Regions from separate parts of the Mus musculus genome. Here all the other regions are linked to region 3. A link is a loop called in an ENCODE intact Hi-C map of the cell type or tissue named here. Cell type or tissue: heart. All regions are shown on one strand.

Evidence for each region. A loop is a pair of places that touch in the nucleus more often than their neighbours do. Peaks named below come from ENCODE experiments on the same cell type or tissue, not always from the same donor. Only the 100,000 strongest peaks of a DNase experiment are listed, where the experiment ranks them.
Region 1: a loop joins it to region 3, with 1.8 times the contacts of the local background. A loop is called at or near these places in 4 of 42 quality-filtered maps.
Region 2: a loop joins it to region 3, with 12 times the contacts of the local background. A loop is called at or near these places in 3 of 42 quality-filtered maps.

Annotation. Positions count from the first base shown.
Region 1 is chr6:108,509,263-108,511,762 of GRCm38, reverse strand. Itpr1 (inositol 1,4,5-trisphosphate receptor 1) reads right to left here. Exons shown (of 62, transcript NM_010585.5): 55 at 904-1,068. Among named protein-coding and RNA genes, the nearest start is that of Mir7661, 21 kb to the right of the region's middle. In heart, no CTCF peak of the experiment used is centred here; a DNase peak (open chromatin) is centred at 1,542.
Region 2 is chr6:108,455,828-108,458,327 of GRCm38, reverse strand. All of the region lies in intron 44 of Itpr1 (inositol 1,4,5-trisphosphate receptor 1), which reads right to left. The region is part of intron 3 of Gm35165 (a long non-coding RNA gene); the gene reads left to right. Among named protein-coding and RNA genes, the nearest start is that of Gm35165, 16 kb to the left of the region's middle. In heart, a CTCF peak has its summit at 1,518; DNase peaks (open chromatin) are centred at 607, 1,087, 1,517 and 1,967; H3K4me3 peaks cover 823 bases; H3K27ac peaks cover 2,340 bases.
Region 3 is chr6:108,568,423-108,570,922 of GRCm38, reverse strand. No RefSeq gene overlaps it. Among named protein-coding and RNA genes, the nearest start is that of Gm44040, 34 kb to the right of the region's middle. In heart, a CTCF peak has its summit at 1,040; DNase peaks (open chromatin) are centred at 422 and 1,232; H3K4me3 peaks cover 393 bases; H3K27ac peaks cover 590 bases.

The DNA of each region.
Region 1 (2,500 bases), 59 kb after region 3:
ACATGTGATCCATACAGTATCCCTGCGAGGAAAACCTTCTTCTCAACTTGGAAGGAAGGAAGGAAGGAAGGAAGGAAACTGAGACAGACAAAAGCAGCTTAGAAACCATACATGGGTTTTCCTTAAGGACGTTTCACAATCCCTATTGTCTAAATCCTTTCATTCCTTTCCTTTCCTTTCCTTTCCTTCCATTTCCCTACCCCCCCTCTCTTATTTTTAGCCCTTGGATATTTTTTTTGATCTTCATATTTTTATATTTCTTGTGTTTGCACCATAAAAGTTTATGCTTCTTGCCATGTTATGTAGGTGCACTGAAATTTCTTATCCCCAATTTTATAGATCTAGGTTTCTTTTGACTTTGGCACAGAAAATCATTATTTGGTTTATAACTTAATCTGCTCCCAAGAAAGGGACAGAACCAACTCACCAACTGTCAAGGTCTTAACAACTTGGCTCTATGGGAACAAAATCACTTTTACTTAGCAAGCTCACTGTCCTGGGTCCTGGGCTTTGCAAGTTGCTCTTACTTTGGTCCTGACATGTTTGCCTTGAGAAACAGATTGCAGAGGACTGTAGGTGACTGTGTCAAACATATGCCTCTTGGCAAGTGCTTCCCAAGTGAGAGAAATGGACACATATATAGGAAACATCTGAACTGCAGAGGCACCTCCTCCATGAGTGGAAACTACAGATGTGCCACATACAGGACATGATGAGATCCTGCACTGCCAGGTTCCCTGGAGCTGCCCTGTTTCCTATGTCATTTTCCTCTCAGATCCTCCCAAGATCGGATGCAGTTGGAGCTTGATATTATAGAACCAGGCCCAGTAGCTGTGATTAGAAGGTGGGGGGTCTGTGATAAGAGATGACACAGTTCTCCACATGTGAACCCCTGGTACTCACCAGCAAGCTATAGAAGAACTCATGTACGAAGAGGCCCATGGCACAGATGAGTAGATACAGCAAATGATAGAGGAACTCCACATCCAGAACCATGGCCCGGTAGCCTCTGGTGAAGGTCCCACAGTTGCCCACAAAGCTCATCAGGAAGATGATTTTATTGCAGACCTGAGAACAGACGGTGGTGGGAAGAGTCAGATGGCAGAGACCATGCTCAACTAGGCGTGAGAACCTGAGAGGAGCCTTAGCACCGAGTGCCCACCAAGCTCTCTCAGAACTGTCCTGGGACTCCAAGTCATTCCAGTACTTTGCTTTTCAGGCATAATACAAATTACACAGTAGTCAAATCATTTCAAGTGCACCAGCAATCAAGCAGCACTTGTGTACGGCAAAAACAAAATTAACACATACTGAAATGATGGTTTTCGAAATGAACCATTTCTAACATTCTTGTATGAGTCAGTCAGATACAGAAGTCACCCGTCTCTGTGAACTCTGCGATCAGCATGCTTAAAGCTCGTTATCTAAGCTGGCTCCATTCCAGACACTACAGGGGCTGAGCTTAGTGAGAAGTGGACACGGCTCAACTTTCTTGGCTTCTGCAGTCACAAGTAAGATGAACATTTTCTTAAGAAACAAAAACAGGGTTTTGCCAGGATGAGCTCTTTGTCCTGTACTTCTTTCAGGGAACGATTTCTGACCTTCCCATGGGGGATCCACCCCTTTTCAAGAACCAGTTCCCGAGGTCGGGAAGGAGCTTCATCTGGCCAATCACAACATTATATTCTTCTGGATATAATAATTGTTCAAGGATTGTCATGTGACCAAATGAGCCAATAAAACCCAGGAGGCATTTTTTTCTCCCCTGGGATTATAGCAAAAGACAATTTTGTTTTTTTTCTACTTACCTTGAACCTGAAGGGAATATGAGTTTAGGGCTACTGTCCTCTTCTTACCCCACCGTGGGTCATAAAATCACAAACATTCAGTAGACACAGAGCCAAACTAAGGGACAAAAGAATTGGGCCCCGATGCCACTGCCTAAGCCCCCATATTCAGCTATACCTGAAGCCAGGTTCTTGCTTTCTATGTCAAAATGAACCAATGCATTTCCACTCTGCTTCATCTAGCGTGGGTTTCCTGACACCCACTATTGAAGGGTCCCTGACTTACCTACTAGATAATACATTTGTATGTGAACATATACCCCATGCCTGGAAATCCATCTCCATTAACAGGCTGACAGAAAAGCTAGAAAGAACACTCTGAATGCACTTGGGGAAACCATCTTCTGCTTCTCTAGTTCCCTTGGCACCAGGCACACAGACATCCTGCCAGCTAAGCTGCAGGCCAGTGTAAGCCAACTCCTTGACAATCAGATAAGGGAGGACACCAACACGGACAGAGAACCTCCAGCTTTCTCAAGCACCCTCAACATACAATCGGCCAGGTTTCCCCTGAGTTCTGACCCTGTGGGTGAGATTTCCTTACAGGGTAGCAGAGCATGACTGACTCTGGATGGAGGTTTAGAGAGAGGGGTTTGGAGAAACGAGAGATGATCATAGTCCAGTTGACACCACAGAACCTCCTACACACCCAA
Region 2 (2,500 bases), 110 kb after region 3:
AGCTACAAACTCCAGGCTCGACAGTCTGTGGGGTCATGTTGCAAGAACATTAATAAAGCCACATTTCTCAAACACCAGCTGCTGAGGGTGACTCCACCACACCTTCCTTCAATTACAGTCCCTCCCCCCCCCCCCACACACACATTTTAAAGTCTTGGATTTTTGGAACAGTTGCGGAAGAATACACATGGCTTACAGAACCACAGGCTTGAGTGTCTGAACCACGCTGATGAAGCAAGCTCAAAATGCAAGCGTAGGGTACTGGTAAAACGCGGAGGGCTACTTTTCCAAGGGATCTTAGTGGACCTTGAGAAATCTAAGTGTGGGCAGGCTCTGAAGTGGCAAGTGGCGCTAAGATATAGAGCGGCGGTCAGCTGTGAACACCAAGAACGTTCTCAGAACTGAGGGCTCCAGATTTGTGTCTGAGGTGACTGAATTGCTTCATATTCAGGATCAAGCTGCTGCCTAGCCCAGTAAAAACCACTGTAGGTAGGGCTTGCCCAGCACAAGCGCAGCAGTAGAGCACTTGCCCTGGGTTCTACATCCAACACCAGGGAGAAAGAGAAAAAAGTCTCAACCACGAAGTTCACTCTCTTGGAAGGTTTCCAAAGGGAAAGTCCCTCAAGTTACTCAGAGGGAAAAAAAAATTACCTACTCAGTCTGGAATCTGGGATGTTTTATGCAGATGTCTGCCGCTCTAGTTAATGAAGGGAAGTCAGCCGGCCTTTGATTATTCAAACAGCTACCTCCAGTAAGGATTGCACAACTCGTAAGCAATGAAGGGGTGGGCTTGACTTTTTAAATTTTTTTTTAACTTTAAAAATCTTAAGCCTGTTTTGCTGGAACTGTCCCCCCCCCCACCCCCACCCCCAACCCACCCCCACCCCCCCCCGCTGGAGTTTTTCATCTCAACTTATTCTTTTGTACTTGTTAAAAGCTTCCGCTCTGCTGAGAGTGTGGACACAAAGTCAGCACAGAAACCTGGGTGGCTTCCCTCAGAAGCCGAGGTGCAGGGAGCAGGGAGCTCTCCCTGGCAGCCACAGGGCTCTCAGCCCTTCCTTCCTTCCTTGCTATGTATCAGAGTCAGGGAGGGAGGGTGTGTGTGTGTGTGTACACGAGCTCTCACACACATGCACTGTTCTCGAGACAGATGGAGGATCAAACCCAGTTTCACCCGTGCCAAGTACACACTGTCCCACTTAGCTAATTCCCTAGCACATGACTTTTTCTATTTTTTTTAAAATGTGTGTTAATCCAACCTGTAACTTTCAGGTAACAGGGGTCATCATTGTGGGACAAACTTCCCTTGTTTTCCTTTTATAAAGTGTGACTCTATTTCATAATAATATGGCTAGAGGGGACAGATGTCATTCAGTTTAGGGCAAGAGCAGAGACCAGGATGTAGGGAAACACAAACAACCGCTCTCCTCCGGGGCAAACTGCTGTGCTAGGAGCAACGGAATCCACCTGGTTCCGGAGCAATCTAGCAGGAGACAGAAAGCTTCCATCCCGCCACAGGGAGGCTAAGCCCGGGCAATGGAGGGAGTGGTTACGAAAAATCACGGGAAAATAGACAGGGGAGGGTGGGAAAGGAGCACCTTAGGAAAAACTCTTCTGAGGCCCTGGGGCTACACAATGGGGGTGTTTGTGGAAGGGAGGGAAAATATTCCTGTTTCCTGAGGCAGCTCCAAGAAATCACGAGTGGGCGTGAGAAACAAGGAAGCGCATGGATTAAAAAGAAAGAAAAGAAAAGAAGGGGGTGGGGAGTCAGGGAAGGAGAGAGCAGGATCCTTGAGAAACAGGGGAATTAAAAAACACCATGGCAACAATGCGGCCCACCTACTACCCCTGGCCGCCCACCCACAGCCTGATTCTTTACTGACGCATTTTGAGAACAAGCTGGTTCCTACCAGCTCAGGAAGGTGAGCAAACCCAGAGCTCATTAAATCCCAGCTCTGCGACTCTTGCCTGCCTGCAGATAGTGAGCAAGGAGGACATAAATAGAAGTTATGTAACAGCGCTTTGTTGATTCCTGTGCTCACCAAAAACATGCGGCATGACCTGGTTTTTCTTTAAAGTTCGCCTTGGCCTGCAGGTTGCCGACTCTAAGGCAGTGAGGAACCATCTTAATGTTTAAACAGCAGGATACAGACTTCCGAGTTAAAAGGAACTCAGGCCAAAGCTAGGAATCCTTGGGGCAAGTTATCTCTGGATATTTAAAAAAAACAAACAAACAAACAAACAAAAAAAAAACCAAGAATAACAACAACAACAAAAAACCAACAAACAACACAATAGTAACAAAAACGGGTGAAAAATCTTGAGATTTCCTCTTAGGACCTTTCCTGATGAAAACTGAAAAACTTGAGGGTAAACGCCCACAGCAGAGCCTCAGGAGAGTGGCTCCTGTGGGTTTTACAGGGAGATGACAGAATGAACAAAGAAATAGAATAGAAAAGAAAGCAAGCATGAGTGCCCCTCGGTATGGTGGAGGAGGAGG
Region 3 (2,500 bases):
ATAGAATTACCATTTGGACCACAGAAAGACTCAAAGGCACTTTTCTGTCTGCCCCCCTGCCCTGTGACCTTTGCTAAGTCATTTGATCTGGGGCTTCAGTTTCCCCAATTGTCCTGAGGAGTTGAGGCTTGAAAGTGGCCAGGGAGGACACAACATGTCATGTCACATTACATTCAAAACATGTCTAGTGAGTATTTAGGATGTTCATCCATGCCCTCCCTCATCCCGGGGTTCTGGTGCCTAGCGCCAGCACTGTGCCAGTTAGGTGCTGAGGATCCAGACTGGGCAATGAGGCCAGTTTGGTCTCAGCTTCCTCACCCAGCTACAAATTGGCTTCAAAGGTCATGAGAAAAGGCGAGGCCTATGACGTACTTCCTGTAGTCCCTGGCACAAAATGGGCTCCTAACCCAAGCAACTGGCTTCCGGCTGTACAGAGGGTTTGGAGACAGCTGTTCCTATGAGACTGGCCTGGTCTGGAGAAGTGGAAACAGACCTTGCAAGCTGGGTGTGCACAGCGCCGAGCAGGGCTCAGTTTCCACGTTGCTGGCTAGCCAAGAAGGAATGCAATTACTCAGTAAGCACACTCCCATTGATCCCTGCCTTAGCAAAAGCGTCTCAGCGTTGCTGTCAAATTTCCAATCCAACCCCTGTTAAAAAAAAGAAAAGAAAAAAAAGAGAAAAAGAAAGAAAGGAAGGAAGGAAGGAAGGAAGGAAGGAAGAAAGAAAGAAAGAAAGAAAGAAAGAAAGAAAGAAAGAAAGAAAGCCCAACGAACGGTTCATGGACGTTTCCCCCCTGAATTCACACTTTCTAATGAATAAGAAGAAAACAAGATTGGCCTACATCAGAGGTGATTTGTGTATCAGGATGAAATTACAAGCATTTAATGGCAGAGTTGGTAAAAAAAAAAAAAAAAAAAAAAAAAAAAAAAACAACACATAGTCTTCATCCGTCACTGTGGCTCTCAGCTCTAAGTCTGGAAACTAGTCATACTTTGTGCCTTAGGGATAATATAAAAAAATACTGCTGCCCCTGCTGCCGCTAGGTGGTCCTCAACAGCTGTTTCTGTTTTGATGCTATAGACTCCTGTTGTGACCTTAGTTTCACCTTTTTCCTGCCAGTAGCCACTGTAAGGTCCTGTTGCTACAAGAATTAAGGGAAAACCCATTAGCAATGAGTTATAACCACACCCCTGACTTCTGCAGAATGTTGAGTAAATCAAACTTCTGTTCTTTCTGGAAAAAACCTGCAGCTGAAACTGGGATCAGGGCTAAAGAAACCCAGCTGGATTCCGTGTCTGCCTGCCCCTGGCAGTTTCTGTTATGATCTGTTTATCATACAACATTTTTTTTTTTTTTTGAGGATGTGACTAGCTTTTCTAAGTCTAAGATGATGACATCCACTGTGGGAGGCCTCACGCCTAAAAGACACAGGAACAGCCCATTAATCCTGACCCCTCTGCTCAACGCTTGTTGAAGTCAGTGGTCTGTTCACACGTATTAACAGTTCTCAGAAAACAGTAGCTATTGGCTAGTGTTATCTATGAATAGTAACTTAAAGATGAATAAAACATGAAGAATTTCTGGGCTCAACACTTTCAATTAGCCCCACCCCCTTTTTTTTTATTTCAATCTTTTAAAAAGTTGGTGAGTTTAGATGATAATGTCTATGACTCTTAAGATTGCTATAAAAGGCTGGGCGTGGTGGCGCATGCCTTTAATCCCAGCACTCCGGAGGCAGAGGCAGGCAGATTTCTGAGTTCAAGGCCAGCCTGGTCTACAAAGTGAGTTCCAGGACAGCCAGGGCTATACAGAGAAACCCTGTCTTGAAAAAACAAACAAACAAACAAACAAACAAACAAAAACAAACAAACAAAAAGATCCAATTGTCTGTCTTTGAACTCGTTTTAGTCCACCAATTTTTTTAAAAGCATGAGTATACACTATGCTACATCAATATAGCATTATTATCAATATTCATTGAGATTGTTCTATATATGCGCTTAGTGTATGAATGTGTGTGATAGTTCTATATGTATCTATACATTCACATCAGTGATATGTTTATATATAGCTACATCTATATATCAGTATCAATCACTCAGCATTGATGGGCTTGCCCCCTCCCACCTGCCCCCATTTCCTGCTTTCTGTAGTTTTGGGGATTGAACCCGGGACCCTGTTTATTCTGTGCTAGTATTTGACCACTGAACCACCCCATTACCGTTTTTAAAAGATGTTTTTTTTTTTCCTGTAAAATTATGCTTACCACCTTGTGCTTGTATTAAAGCCAGGGACTTACTTCTTGGGCAAGTACTCTATCACTGAGCTGTAAGTCTTGGTAATTTGTAATGTTCAAGAAACACAATTTACCTTTTTTTTCTTTAAAGGAAATCTGACAATGTTTGGGGGGTTTACAAAAAAGTATAATTTGTTTATTTGAATAAGAGGATGGAGAGTTTTAATTTAAAGCATAGCAACCCTTGAGGAGCTGCTCATAAAA